Regions from separate parts of the Homo sapiens genome. Here region 2 is linked to region 1. A link is an interaction called in ENCODE POLR2A ChIA-PET data of the cell type or tissue named here. Cell type or tissue: A673. All regions are shown on one strand.

Evidence for each region. ChIA-PET counts read pairs that join two places held together with the same protein. Peaks named below come from ENCODE experiments on the same cell type or tissue, not always from the same donor. Only the 100,000 strongest peaks of a DNase experiment are listed, where the experiment ranks them.
Region 2: POLR2A ChIA-PET joins it to region 1 with 6 read pairs; 2 of 35 experiments call an interaction of 5 or more read pairs at or near these places.

The regions. Positions count from the first base shown.
Region 1 is chr18:10,488,644-10,492,643 of GRCh38, reverse strand. It overlaps APCDD1 (APC down-regulated 1), which reads right to left. Exons shown (of 5, transcript NM_153000.5): 5 at 2,695-4,000. Among named protein-coding and RNA genes, the nearest start is that of NAPG, 35 kb to the left of the region's middle. In A673, a CTCF peak has its summit at 1,798; no DNase peak of the experiment used is centred here; H3K27ac peaks cover 3,056 bases.
Region 2 is chr18:10,416,654-10,420,653 of GRCh38, reverse strand. The region is part of intron 1 of LOC105371988 (a long non-coding RNA gene); the gene reads right to left. Among named protein-coding and RNA genes, the nearest start is that of LINC01254, 4.3 kb to the right of the region's middle. In A673, no CTCF peak of the experiment used is centred here; no DNase peak of the experiment used is centred here.

The DNA of each region.
Region 1 (4,000 bases):
TGCTATGAGTTAAGGATACTATGAAGCTAATGAACTATTTTCTTTCATATAGGTAATGCTGGACTCTAGATATAAAATAGCTTCATTTCCTAAATGAGTTGGAGAATAAAACTTCAACACATAACAGATATCTCAGTTTTTCAATCTAAATAAACTGATCTCAGGGCAGATGTATTACCCTAGTCCTAGCCTATGAGAACTTGGACTGTGTTATTGAGGAGACAGAAAGATGTTCTGCACGTGAGCTCTCTTAGTAGATAGTGGTCCTCACTAGTTTGCTATCATCTTGATTTTCTGAAGGTCAAAGTCTCTCAATTGTCTTGCATATGTAGCCTCATCAGCTGCAGAAAGAAGACTAGGCCTCAAATGCCTAAAGCCCTTGGAAAATACAATTTCCAACCTTCTGGAAGTTTCTCCTCTGCCTTTCATTTCACTCGAGAAGACGCAACTTACTGAGAAAAAGGCTGGAGCAACTCCTTAGAGGCTGGCAAGAGTGCCAATCCTTCCTCCAGCTCAGGAAAACAAGATTTTGATCAAGACAAGACTTTGTTTCAGAGGCTGAGGCTGCAAAGCATAGCAATTTGTGCCCACAAACTCTCTTGTGTTTCTGAATTCCAGTGTAACAGCTGAATGAGATTCATTAAATGAAGAGGGGGTAGAAATGCTCATGGAGTGTTTCAGAGGCCATAGGCCATGGAGGTGGTTGTTCAATAGACATCAGAAACAAAGCGACCAAGCTGAACCTGTGGAAACCATGGCCTTATTCTTGGAATGGGAGGCTAGGAGTCAGACACTGCAACCTGCTTTCAAGAGCAACTGTGCATTGGAGTAAACGAGGTGCATGTGCGTGCAGTTTCACAGCTTGGGTGGTGTGCCACTGGGCCTCAGGTTGGTCTCTCTTGACTAGGTATGACTATATAAAGTGCAATGTGTCAATCTGATCACATCTCAGCCAATGGAGAAGTTGGAGGCCATACTTCTCTAGCTTTTTTCCAAGGCAGGGTTACTTCTGCCTAGTCAAACACCAGGAAAATGGGATTATGACCAAACAGGAGCCCAATTTTACATTTAGAGATTGTTGACCCAAGCCAGGAACACTCAGGAACAGTCTTAGATTTGGGGATTTGAAGAATTTAATTCTTTTATTTAGGACATGTGATTCTTTTACTGGTAAGAAAAGAATGCTTGGCATTTTCTCATAAATCTAGAAATTGGTGGAAAACATTGATCCAAACTGCATTTGTTCTTGATGCAGATATTTCCATGAAAGATGTTTGGACTCATGAAAGCTCAGATGTCTCAAGAAAGCCAGAGAAGGCTGTGTGGGGTAGGGAAGCTCTCTGCTTGTGAGTGGACCCATTCTCTCCCTATCCCCAGGCTCTTTGGCATTTTCCTTTGAGGACAGTGTTCTGCAATGCCTAATTAGATGCTGTCTGTTGGCTTTGGTATCCCATCGCTGTGTTCCTAGTTTGTCTTACAAGGATTGGGTGTACCATGTTAAGACAAAACATTGCAATGTTAAAACACAACACTGTTGTGAAGATCATCTTTGTTTTCAGAATGTATTTTAAGAGCTAGTGGAGTAGAAAATGGCCGGTTTGTTGTCAGTAAAGCTCTTCCTTCACCCAGAAACCACAAGAGCCTGACAGTCAAGTCATTCTCACAGGTGCGTGTGGTCCCTATCAGGGATGTGCTGGGCTGCCAGCCTCCCTGACGGGCCCTTTGTGGTGGCGCTGCTGAGTTACCCTAGCATGCCACCACGGGATCAGACTACTGCTGCAGACTGTTATGACGATGTCACCCGGAGGTGGCAGACCTGAGTGTGAAGCGTGATCCTGCTCTCTGACACAGGAACTTGTCATGTCTGAGGAAACTGACCTTTAGTTCTGTACCAGCTAGAGTCAGGAGGCCAGGAATTTCCTTTTGAGCCCCAGGTCAACTTGGATTGTATGAAGTAGAAGTCTAAGTGACACCCAGATTTTGCTATTGCCCAAAGAACAGCTTTCTGACCTGGCCCTCCTCAGCCTGCTCCCCAGCGGAGGAAGGCTGTTCCCAGCAGGTCTTCTTCGCTCTTCACCACCTTCCCTGAATCTGGTATTCCCACGTAGAACGACCTGCTCCTAACTGAGTGGGAGGCTGGCCAGCACTGATTGCATGCTGTGTACTTTAAGCTTGTGATGGAATATTTAAGGGCCAGACATGCCTTCCTCAGATAGAGCAACGTGGTCTCGAGTTAAAATTTCTGACACTCAAACTTGAATGGCTCTTAGAGATCAATCACTGTTTCTTGGAGGTGATGGGAAATACCGTAACGTGGAGATCATCATGGGACACTGGGGAATTTAGAGTCTTATTTGTGCTAACATGACACAACCAAGATAAGTTGGAGTGTATGTGGGTGAGATGGCAACAGGCAGAAAGCTAAGGTGCCAGAGATCCGTGAGTAAATTCTATTGTTTCTTGTTGGTAAGGATTTATATTGTATCAGAAAGTGGTAAGACCACAGGAATTTCATATCATCCCTAATAAATATATACATATACATACATTGTATACACGTTAATATCTATATATTTGGGTATACGTGTATGTGTGTATATGTAGCATATTTTTAAGAAGCACAAATAGCTGAGTCTAGGGGAGTGCTTGTGAACTGCATTGTGGTAAATCACTGAGGTATTCTTCAGCAGTGAATACAGTTTTTCACATGATTTTATTACGTCTTTTAAAGATAGTATCAGTTGTATTTCTGAGAGTATTTTGACATCTTTGTTTATTGAACTTGGTGGCCATTTAAGTTAGTATTTTCATTTTGAATAAGCCCCCTCAGTCTGCACCACAACTTAAAATATAACCTGAAGCACTTTGGTACTCTATGTGGTCGTTGTAACTTAATGCCACACTGAATGCTGTGGCATTTCATAAAGTTACTTTTTTTTTTTTTTGAGATGGAGTCTCGCTCTGTTGCCCAGGCTCGAGCGCAGTGGCACAATCTCGGCTCACTGCAAGCTCCACCTCCCAGGTTCATGCCATTCTCCTGCCTCAGCCTCCCGAGTAGCTGGGACTACAGGTGCCCACCACCACGCCTGGCTAATTTTTTGTATTTTTAGTAGAGACAGCATTTCACAGTGTTAGCCAGGATGGTCTTGATCTCCTGACCTCGTGATCCACCCTCCTTGGTCTCCCAAAGTGCTGGGGTTACGGCGTGAGCCATCACACCTGGCCAAAGTTACTTCTTAAATACAAGGATGGCTCTTTGCCGTGATCATGGTTTCCATGTTTGCTTTCGTTCCATCTGGCTTTCGGTTACTCCCATTTCCCTTTCCCAGTCTCTGTGAGCGGTAACACTTGGTATCGTATAGCATCATCTGCGATACTCCAAAGGAATGGGCAGACATGCACTCCTGCGCCCTTCTAATGTCCCTAGGAAAGCAGCACACTGACCCTGAAACTGCCAGCACAGAGCCACATCAGCAGCAGGAAAGACACTGAGTGAGCCAGTATGTGCAATGACAGGATGGCTTTACACAAAGACTCGGTTGCATGCCAAGTCAGGGTGTAATGGAGCAAGCCCCCAGGGCAGACCATGCCCACTGCACTCTCTCTGAGCAGCTGAAGTTCTGTCTCTGCATGTTCATCTTAGAAGGTGGCATGGATGCCAGAGTGCAGCTTCTTCCGCCTGCCCCTAATAAGACAGTGAGTCAGGGCTCAGGTCCCCCAGGAAGAGGAAACTGCAATGAACGGGCACTTTCTCTATCATTTGTGTGGCATGTACCACACTGCAGCCACCCGTGTCACTGCTCCTGTGTAACAGGATTGATGTTGCTATTTTCCTAATGATCCTGTCTACTGAGAAGGCAGGAAGCCACATGCCTCCTGCAACAACCAGAAGCCAACAAGCCAGTCTCCTCTCTCAACAAGGTAAGACAAATGATGTAAAAATAGGTTAAATTACTTCGAAACTTTAATTACAGATACTTTTCCACGCAACATTTCTGAA
Region 2 (4,000 bases), 72 kb after region 1:
CCTTCAGAGAGACTGGATTTGAGTGAAAACTAGGCCTTCCACATGCCTAGCCTGGCAGCAATTAACTTTCTTCACTGCAATACCGTAGTCTCAGTGAACTGGTTTTGTCTGTGCAGCAGGCAAGAAGAACCCATTAGGCAATTATGCAGCTCTCGACTTCTAACCCTTTTTAGACCATGAGAATCCTACTTACCCTTTAATCCCTGGTCGGATGTCTCCTCCTTCACAAAGCCCTCCCCAGCTTCCCTTTGGCTAGGTACAATGACACCTTCCTATAACTTTCTGCAGTGCTTGGCTCATTTCAGTATATTTCTGTTTCAGATTACAGTTTAATATTTGCAAGTGTGTCTTCTCTGACAGACCGTAAGCTGTATAAGTTAAGGGATGGCCTTTTAGTTATTTCTGTACCCCTCACAGTGCCTAATTCAGAGCTTTGAACTGAGAAACAAAACTGAAATCCTAAGCCCTCCAACAAACTGAATAGACCCCCACTTGGCCAAGAGGACCCCAGAGAACCCCTAAAAACTGAGTTCTGGCCATGATAGGATGGGAACTCAGACATGTTTCACTATCCCCCCTCGTTTGCTGGCCCCATTAGCTTTTCTTCACTGGGGGCTGAACAGAAACCAGCCCTTTGGAAAGACTACTCCACACCTGATATCAACCAACTGCATGACAGTGCCCATCCCTTTTGCAGTTTCAAAACAACTGACCAGCATTCCTTCCTGATAAGACTACCACTGACCACAGTGTGGTTTTGGCCAGTCTACAGAGGATCCACAGAGAGGGTTTTTTTTTTTCTTTTCCTTTGCTTCACCTTTTGACATCAGAGGGCTAAAGTCTCCACCCTCATGTCATGCTAATGCCACTGTTTTTGGACCTGGGTCCCCATGGAAAGGCATGAAGCTCAGTTGTGCGTGTGCATGTTTCTCCTCCCATAAATATCCACAACTCCTCCTAGAGATTGTTAAATATGTATACTTGGCCACACCATTCCGTATACATTCTTGCACCCTTTGCCCCTCCCTCTGAGTATCTGTTTCTGGCTTCTGGCTAGAGGCTACGATTCCCAGCCTATCAGACTGGCCACCAGCACACTGCCCTTTATGAGAAATGAAGTTCTCCTTTCCAGATGTATGAGCCTAATCATTCTTCAGTTGACAAAATCTTGCAACCTCTGTGTGCCGAAGTAACATAAAGTAAATTAAAAGGATATTTTTCACAACAAGCTACTATCTTAATCAAGGTCCTCCAGAGAAACAGAGCCAATGGTGTCTATAAAATGAGGAATTGGCTCCTATGACTATGGAGGCTGAGAAGTCCCATAATCTGTTGTATATAAGCAGGAGGCCGAGGAAACCCAGTGGTAATTCAACAGGAGCCAAAGGCTGGAGACCCAGGAGAGCTGATGGTGTAAATAACAGTTGAGGGCTGGAAAGATGAGACATTTCAGCTCCAGAAGTGAGGCAAGAAGGAAAAGGGACAGGTTCTTCCTTCCTCTGCCTTCAGGCTGTCAAGGGATTGAATGAGGCCCACACACATTGGGGAGGGCCATCTGCTTCAGATGCTAATCCCCTGGAAACACCCTTACAGAAGTCACAGTTAATCTGGGTACCCCACACTGCAGTCCAGGTGACACAAAACACAGTTACCCAGAGGGGCCTCAGCAAGGCAGACAGGCTTGTGACCCAGGAAGAGGTTAGGAGGCTTCTCTTCTCCAGCCCTGATCCTGCCTTCTTTGCCATCAAGGACCTTTCTGGGGCACCCAGGGTCTCTTTTTGCCACATCATTTACTGTCTTTCAGCCTTCTTTTCCCAACCTCCCAGACTGCTTCCTCACTATCATTTTTTTCCAGAATATATTGTTCATGGCCATTATTATTATCTTAGAGTGAAATTAAATCATATGTTACCTCTCTCATTGTGTTTACATTTCAGACTTTATGTGTACTTCTGGAATGAAAAGCTCTTCACTCGTTAAAAGCATTTAGGACTTTCATTGCACATTACAAAAAAGCACTGGGTTGGGACTTAGAAAACCTACAAAAGGTGGACACTATGTAGAACACTTTTAGGATTTCTTCCATCCTGAGATTCTGCAATTTTTTTTTTTTTTTTTTGAGACAGAGTCTCGCTCTGTCTTCCAGGCTGGAATGCAGTGGCCCGATCTTGGCTCACTGCAAGCTCTGCCTCCCAGGTTCACGCCATTCTCCTGCCTCAGCCTCCCGAGTAGCTGGGACTACAGGCACCCGCCACCACGCCCAGTTAATTTTTTATGTTTTTAGTAGAGACGGGGTTTCACCGTGTTAGCCAGGATGGTCTCGATTTCCCGACCTCGTGATCCGCCTGCCTCGGCCTCCCAAAGTGCTAGGATTACAGGCGTGAGCCACCACACCTGGCCAAGATTCTGCAAATTTTAAAACCTGTGGAAAAAGAGTTTGAAAGAATAAGTCAGGGTAAATTTGCCAGGGATAATAGAGCTGCAGTTTTTCCATAAACTCTGTTTTCCCTGTAACTGTGTAAAAAAAAAGGTAATCTTACAGGGACATGTGATATGGTCCTGTAGTCAGTGCCAGGCACAGGAGCAACCTCTGTCAAGTAGTGTAGAGGGAAAATAGCAATGGGATATGGGGCATAGCTGGTCTGGGGCTAAGCACATTTTGTTCAGGCCAGGCCTAACCTAGAAAAATGCTCTTTGAGATGCAAGAGGTGGCACAGCCAACAACCAAGAAACAGCTCCTGACCTCTTGGTCTGTGTGGTATGCTGTGCTGGGGGGGGACTTGGGTTACTTCTTGTGGACACACTATTAGCTGGAACCTATTCAGTGGAGCTGCTTACACAGAAATTTTCCAGCACACAGCTGCACATAACTAGAGCCCTGTTTTCTCAACCAAGACTCACAGTAGGAATTGCAATTTACATCATAACTCAGTACTCAAAAGGCTGGCCTTGGATGTATTCTCATGGCTCAAGGATTTTCTCCAAGTTCTTCTCCTTGCCATTCTTCTGTCCAGTTGCCTCAAACCTAAATTTCCCCCTTGTGCCTGTCTTCTTTAGTCTTCTTTAGTCTCTTTAGTCCCACCTCTTCTTTGGGAGGACTGCATAGTTTTTAACTTTGGTTTCTACATAAGATGTTTTCTCTTGCTGGGTTCCCTTGTCTCCAAGCATCATAGCCCAGGGGCAACTCCTTACCCAGCTACTACACCCAGTCTTGGCATGCAGACTCCACCCACCCCAGCTCAGGTGCAGCGCCCCAGGTCCTTGCTGTGTGGGAGGAAGAATCAGACAGGGAGTGACATGGCTCATGGCTGAAGATCTGGGAATCCAGTACACGCTCTGAGTCAGCAGGGAGGTAGCAAGCAGGCTTTACCACCCAGAGCACGATGGCTCATTTTTTGGGGCCTTTGGGATGGAGGGCACAGTAGCCAAGGATAAAGGTATAAAGGCACCTTGGAATGACCAGGGGAACTGACCACCTCCATTGCCTGAACCAAACTTATTCTACTTGTCGGTTTGGGACTTTCCTGTTGCCTGTCTGTCATGGTTCACTTTTCCTCTGAGAGTGTTTCAGTTCCAAGCTGCTTGTAATTTTTAATTTACTGTTCATATACTTGTGTGCGAAGTTGACACGGATGTAGATGTAGCTCGTATATAGCTGAAAACACACTGAATAAATCAGTGGCAACATCTGCTCCCCTGGGGGCCTAGGTGCTCCTTCTCAACCCACCCACCACGAGGATACATGGGCAGCCTGGGATATCTTGTTTCTTCCCTTCAACGGATGTTCATAAAAGGAAAAAATATCACACATATTCGTCCAAATTCCTTCTCTGAATATGTAAAAGAAGCTTGTCCAACCCGCAGACCATGGGCTACATGAGGCCCAGGAGGGCTTTGAATTTAGCCCAACACAAATTCGTAAACTTTCTTAAAACATTAAAACATGAGATTCTTTTGGAATTTTTTTTTTTAGCTCATCAGCTATCATTAGAGTTAGTGT